2 separate regions of the Mus musculus genome follow, and region 1 is linked to region 2. The links are chromatin contacts, found by Hi-C or POLR2A ChIA-PET in ENCODE. All regions are on one chromosome and are shown on one strand. Each heading gives the region's core, a stretch centred on a gene start or an enhancer-like site at or near the end of the contact. The rest is flanking DNA. Distances are from core to core; before and after follow the strand shown. Region 1 overlaps Ak5 (adenylate kinase 5). Region 2 holds the start of Usp33 (ubiquitin specific peptidase 33).

The links. A loop is a pair of places that touch in the nucleus more often than their neighbours do. ChIA-PET counts read pairs that join two places held with the same protein, here RNA polymerase II (POLR2A).
Region 1: a map of T-helper 2 cell shows a loop between it and region 2 (2.9-fold over the local background). The contact joins the enhancer-like site here to the promoter of Usp33 in region 2. A Hi-C loop is called at or near these places in 1 of 37 maps with a recorded cell type or tissue (T-helper 2 cell). POLR2A ChIA-PET finds 5 or more read pairs at or near these places in 1 of 5 experiments (Patski).

What each region holds. Positions count from the first base shown.
Region 1 is chr3:152,467,771-152,470,876 of GRCm38, reverse strand. The region is part of intron 13 of Ak5 (adenylate kinase 5); the gene reads left to right. Among named protein-coding and RNA genes, the nearest start is that of 3110067G11Rik, 20 kb to the left of the region's middle. Within about 2 kb of position 1,321, at least 1 of the 3 ENCODE cell types and tissues checked has a DNase peak (open chromatin) inside an H3K27ac peak, as active enhancers do.
Region 2 is chr3:152,345,091-152,348,152 of GRCm38, reverse strand. Usp33 (ubiquitin specific peptidase 33) reads right to left here and starts at 1,675. Exons shown (of 24, transcript NM_133247.3): 1 at 1,514-1,675.

The sequences.
Region 1 (3,106 bases), core at 72-2,571, 120 kb before region 2:
TCGCTCCTCTTGACTTTGCGTACTGGCATGCATAAGATCAAAAGCAGTTAGTAGCCAGGTGTGGTGGCTCACGCCTTTAATCCCAGCACTGGGGAGGCAGAGGCAGGCGGATTTCTGAGTTCGAGGCCAGCCTGGTCTACAGAGTGAGTTCCAGGACAGCCAGGGCTACACACAGAAACCCTGTCTCGAAAAAAAAAAAAAAAAAAGTAGTTAGTAAACAAACATGACATCATCGAGTGTGCACATGGCTTACAACCTCAGGGCTGGGTAAGGGCCCAGGGCTCTTCCAGAGGTCAGCGGCTTGATTTCTAGCCCCCACGTGATGACTCACAACTGTCCGTTAACTCGAGTCCCTGGGGGTCTGACAGCCTCTTCTGTCCTCCAAGGACACTGCGTGCACACGGGGCACAGATACGTGCAAGCAGTGCAACTGTGCACATACAAATAAATAAATAAACAAGTAAATAAATAAGGAAATGAAAGAACGTCAGGCCTCCAAGAACCTTCATAACCTGCATCATCTTGGAAGCTTCCCATTTTGTGCCGCCTGGAACAACCAAGGAATCTGCTTCCGTCCTGAGACTGAGGAAAGCCAGATGTAATTTACAGTTTATCCCATTTGAGAATCAGGAAAAAAAAAGCCCTTCTCTCACTCTGGAATCATCTGAATCTAAACCTACAGACTCACCAATGAATGGCTCATTGACACTGAGCTAATAAGCTTTCCAGAGATATCCGACTTCTGTTATACTTACGGTACTCTGTCACTCTCCAAGAAATCGGTTCCCAGGCCTCTCTGGCTCATCTCTCAGGCATCCTTTTATTGGGGATGCTGGCAACTGGATCCACAGAGACGTGACATTTACAATCTACTTTGTTAGTGCTGAAAACGGACACCAGAGAACCACGGGGAGAGAGCCCTAGTAGCTCGGTTGCACCGCCTTGCCAGGTCCACTGTACATACACTCCACTCCACGCCTACATGTATGTGTGACAGAGAAGCAATGCACAGCTTCTGCTTCCATCTCAGCAAGCAGAGGGAGGAGCCACTCAGCCGGCTTCTCCCTCCATCGGTTCTCCAGGCAGCTGCCATCATCTTCAAGCTCCCCTCCCCAGGCTGTAGCAGCCTCCGCGGATAGGAGAGCCCCACAGATAGGTGAACTAGCCCAGGGGAGGGAAGACTTGCCTACTGTGGGCGAATTTACTACTAAGTAAGTAGCTGGACATGAAGCACTTGGGGGTGAAACGTGCCAACACTGACGGAATATTGCTGGACACACTGCTCTGGGTGTTGGAAAGTCCCAGGCCAGACTTGTGACCCTCGGTGAGTCACCTTGTTTAAAACCCTTTCTGATATAAAGTAGAGCTGACAGTGGCCCCTGGAATTCCTCCAGTCTATTTCTGTAGTGTTCTTCAGGCGGGGGGCTTTCCCACTAGTTTTAAAGGAATACATGCTTAGTCTTGAAAGTATACAAGACCCACTTCTGAGTCCCACCACCCACCCAGAGCGATCACTCAGGCACCCAGCCTGGACAGTGCGGCAGACACTGTTGCCACACGACTCCTAGCTGGCCTATGCAGACAGTACAGGAGGCTGTGGTGCTGACTCTAACCCTAGTCCACTGTCACAGCTCGGTTGGTTCCAAAAGCCCACATTGCCAAGACACAAAAACCAAAGCTGCAGCTCAGAAAGCTACCAGCTTCAGGACTCCAGACGAAAGCAAAGAGAAAGAAGAAAGGAAACGAGCAGCCACTGGGCCCCAGTGCCAGTTCCGTATGCTCGCTTATGGGATTTAAAACAACAGCAAGAAATTTAACTTTATACTCACCGGGGAAATTCCTCCCTACAGCTTCCTATCAAGTTTCAGACCCAGGATGGCAGATCCTTCAGAAGCAAATCCACTCACCAGGTTTTCTACCAAACACACGAAGACATCTCAGTTTGACTAGAGAGTCAGCACTGGAGTTTTTGGGGTGAAGTAAATCATGAAACTCATTTTGACTAAGAAGCCGCTGAGGTAACAGGACAGCTTACACGCGGTAGAGGCTGGCCCGAGCTCACAACTGCTCCAAGAGAGTCTCGTTCTCACCCTGCTAGTCCCATGAACTCTCTTCTGCTCTCAGAGGACGTGGAACTCGGGCATCTTGTTAGCTAACCGTTCTAAACGTGCTAATACTACAAGCTCCAAAAACGGATGTGAGCATTGGACAAGCATGCTCGGTGTGGTGACACATGCCTGTAGGCCCAGCACCCAGGAAGTGTGGTTCAAAGCCAGCCTGGGATGTAGAGCAAGCTCAAGGCCAATTTGGGCTCCACAACTCCTTGTCTCAAAACAAAACAAAGTACCCCACAAAACTTAGCTCTGTGTAAAGTGGTTCTGTCTGGTTCCTTTGCAGCTATAAACAATGATAAAAGAATCACTTAATTTTCTTTTAAAATTCTCCATGGGAACTGAGATGAACAGAGTATCTCTGGGACAGAGGGAAGTGCTGAGGAGCCTGTGAAGAACCAGAGGAGAAATTCAGAGGAGACTGGGGGTTCTGGGTCAACCCTGTTCCTCTAGCTTCCTTTGCTCTATAAGACTCCACTTCTGAAATCTATCCTATTTTACCTGCCTGCTGCCAGAAAACGAGGCTGACTATGTGCCTATAGAAAACAAGGCTGACTGCGCGCCTATAGACTCTCCTCTCTCCACTGCTTCTCTGGCCTCCTGAGGATGGAGAGCTGCTAGTGAGTTTCCCTTTCATGCCAGCAAAACGGCGAGTTTCCACCAGGAAAGCCAACGGTGTCGCTTTGTCTTTCAACTTCCAGGCATTTGGATTTCACGAAAGCAAACACCACAGCATGAGTCTCTGGAGAGAAGTTTTCCATAATTTAAAAACAAAACAAAACAGCTCCCAAAAGAAGAAAGCAATCCCCATATTTAAGTCATGATGTAAAATGAAGGAGGTATTACATGTAGACTGAGCTGGGCAGGGGTCTTGTGAAAGCTCTAGAGTCTAGTGTCAACTAGCCCCCACCCTATACACACAGACACACAGACACACACAGTCTCACACACACACACACACACACACACACACACACACACACACACACACACAC
Region 2 (3,062 bases), core at 426-2,925:
AAGGATCCTGAAAACAGCAAATCACCTACTTGCTGCAACTATGTGGAGAGATTTGCTTATTCATATACTACATGAACTAAAAAGGAAAGTAACTGAAAACTGGCAATGCAGATCAAAAAATAGCATGCAAGCCGGGCGTGGTGGCACACGCCTTTAATCCCAGCACTCGGGAGGCAGAGGCAGGCGGATTTCTGGGTTCAAGGCCAGCCTGGTCTACAAAGTGAGTGCCAGGACAGCCAGGGCTACACAGAGAAACCCTGTCTCGAAAAACCAAAAAAAAAAAAAAAAAATAGCATGCAATCATAAATATAGCCCCCATGTATATTTGTGTAGTTTTTCTCATCTTGCCAAAGTAAATGAAATAACAAAACTATCGGCATAGTATAAGTTACTGAAACAAGTTATAAAATTTTCATTCTTCCATACTTATATTAACAGTACAAACTCACTGCCAGCATTCATAAGATCAAATAGCCTGCTGCAATCATCGGATTTGCTCTGACCTTTCCATAAGATACAACTGCACCCTCAACCACAGAAGACACTCGGAGAAATGGTCTCATTCTCTCCCTCTCCCTCCCCTCCCCTGCCTCTTTGGTTTGCTTGCTTGCTTGCTTGCTTGCTTTGAAATGGGGGCTCCTGTAGCCTAGGCTAGCCTGGAAGTCCTTCTCTACCTTCCTCCACCTTCCAAATGTTATCTTCTGCCAAAGGCATCTCTAGGCTTGAGCAGTCTACCCTGACTCTCATTATCTTTGGTAACAGGTTTTTCGTAAAGAAAAAAATTGTCAGATCAAACAAAAAAATATCTGGCATGACATGGTGGCAATACATTTGGAATCCCAGCAACTTGGGAGATGGAGGCAGGAGGATCAGGACTTGGGAGGCCAGACATTGGACTGTCTCGAAAAAATTTAAAGAAGAAAAAAGAGAGAGAGAGAGAGAGAGAACATTCTAGAATTCTACATTAAGCACTAAGTCTCGAGACCTTTGGTAAAACGCGTCTTCAGTTTAGTTAGACTCTGCTCCAGCCAGGATGTCAGCCCCTGGCTCCATTTCGCAGGCCTAATACTGATTCCGACAGAATGTAAACCCTAATCTTCAGTTGTGTGCAAAGCCCCTAAGGCAATCAAATCAATCACATTGCCTAACAGGTCAACATGACGAATTTTCCGACGAGGAGCATTTTGTATTTGAAAAATGCTTGAGCGCTTGGGAAAGCACTCACACCGTGGAAATGTGACCCGAACAAAAGCTGCGACCGACAGACGCTACGACTGGACTCGACCCAAACGCTGCGTCGGCCGAAGACACGCCACTGGGACGGTGACACCTCGGTTTTCCCGTTCGTAGCAATGAATAACGGGGCGGCGCGCACAGGTCGCGCCCCCCGACCCGGATCCCTGACCACCGAGCCGCCCGGGCCGCGCGCCGGGGCGAGCCTCAGCCCGGCCGCGCCCGCCCTCCCTCCGGCCCGCCGCCGCCGCACGCCCGCCCGCCCGTCCGCCGCGCTCACCTCAGCCCGCCGCCCAGCGCACTCCTCCTCGGAGCCTGAGCGCTCGGATCCGCAGGGCCGCAAAACGGTTCCGCAGCGCGGCCCGCAGAACCCGACCGCTGCCCGACGCTTCCCTCGGCAGCCGCCGCTCCTTCCGGTGTCTCCGCGGCCGCTGCGGGCGTCTGGGGGCGGGACCTTGGGGAGACACGCCCCGGGGCGGGGCCTCGGGCCTGGCCTCGGTTCTCCGCTAGGCCTGTGCTAGACAGGCAACCTGAGCTGACGTGTACACCACTTCGGCCGCATTTCTGCTTTTATTCCTATTCTCCCACCCTCTGCAGTCACAAGACAGCTTCCCAAGGTCTCGTCGCGGTGCATTATAAACTCCGCAGTACGGAAAGCCTCAGAAAGGTCTGAAGTTTGCAATATGAAGTGGCTAGCTCAAGGCTGGGGCAGGAGGATTGCGGTAACTTCGAAGCCAGTCTGGGCTGCAGTGTGAGGCTAGTCCTAAACCTTGCTTTTCTAATAACTCCTTTAAGACCTACATTTTCTGGAAGCAAATGCATTTCTCTTTGCCATATATACAAAGAAGAAATTAATCTCTACCATTTTCCACTAGGTTAAATCAAGATCAAATGAAATAGTTACTGAAACCTTGAGATCTTCTTGGTACTTAGAGCAATAGGAAAAAAAAAAAAAACCTTCCACTTATGTGACTGTTACATTCACTTTTTAATATTTTTCCAATTATTTCTATTATATGCATTGGTGTTTTGCCTGCATGCATATCTCAGTGAAGATGTCGGATCCATTGTATCTGGAGTTACAAACAACTGTGAACTAAACTGCCTTCTGGGTGCTGGGGATTGAACCAGTGTCCTCTGGAAGAGCAGCCAGTGGTCCTAACCAGGAGTCATCTTTTTAGCCCCTCACTGTTTGATTTTATAATATGTGAATTCAAACTGCAAAGCTGAAAAAGTTTGTCAGCTGGGCATGGTGGTGTACCCCGGTAAAGCCAGCACTTGGGAGGCTGTGGCAGGATTGTGAGTTTGAGGCTAGCCTGGATTACAGAGTAAGACATGTCTATATGATTAACCCCAAAGTTGGTTGGGAGCATGTATCTAAATATTGTGCAAAATGCCAGTCTCCATCAGAAGCAGGCGACTAATCTGAGGGCTTCTAATTATTCTGCTAGTGGAATCAGAGGATGTTAACCATGATACTCCTTGCTGTCTGGGGCTTGGCGCAAGGGAATGAAGCTGTGTGGGAGGCCCCATGGTTACCACCACTCTACCCTCGGCCTACTCCAGATATTGCTCGTTTGCTTTCACTGATATCCAAATCAGTAATATTGTCATTTTTTTTTTTCGAGACAGGGTTTCACTGTATAGCCCTGGTTGATCTGGAACTCACTTTGTAGACCAGGCTGCCCTCGAACTTAGAAATCCACCTGCCTCTGCCTCCCGAGTGCTGGGATTAAAGGCGTGTGCCACCACACCCGGCTTTCAATTTTTATTGAATGGTTTTCCCCAGGAAATTCATTTTTATTTACCCAGATATAACAACATCAGGC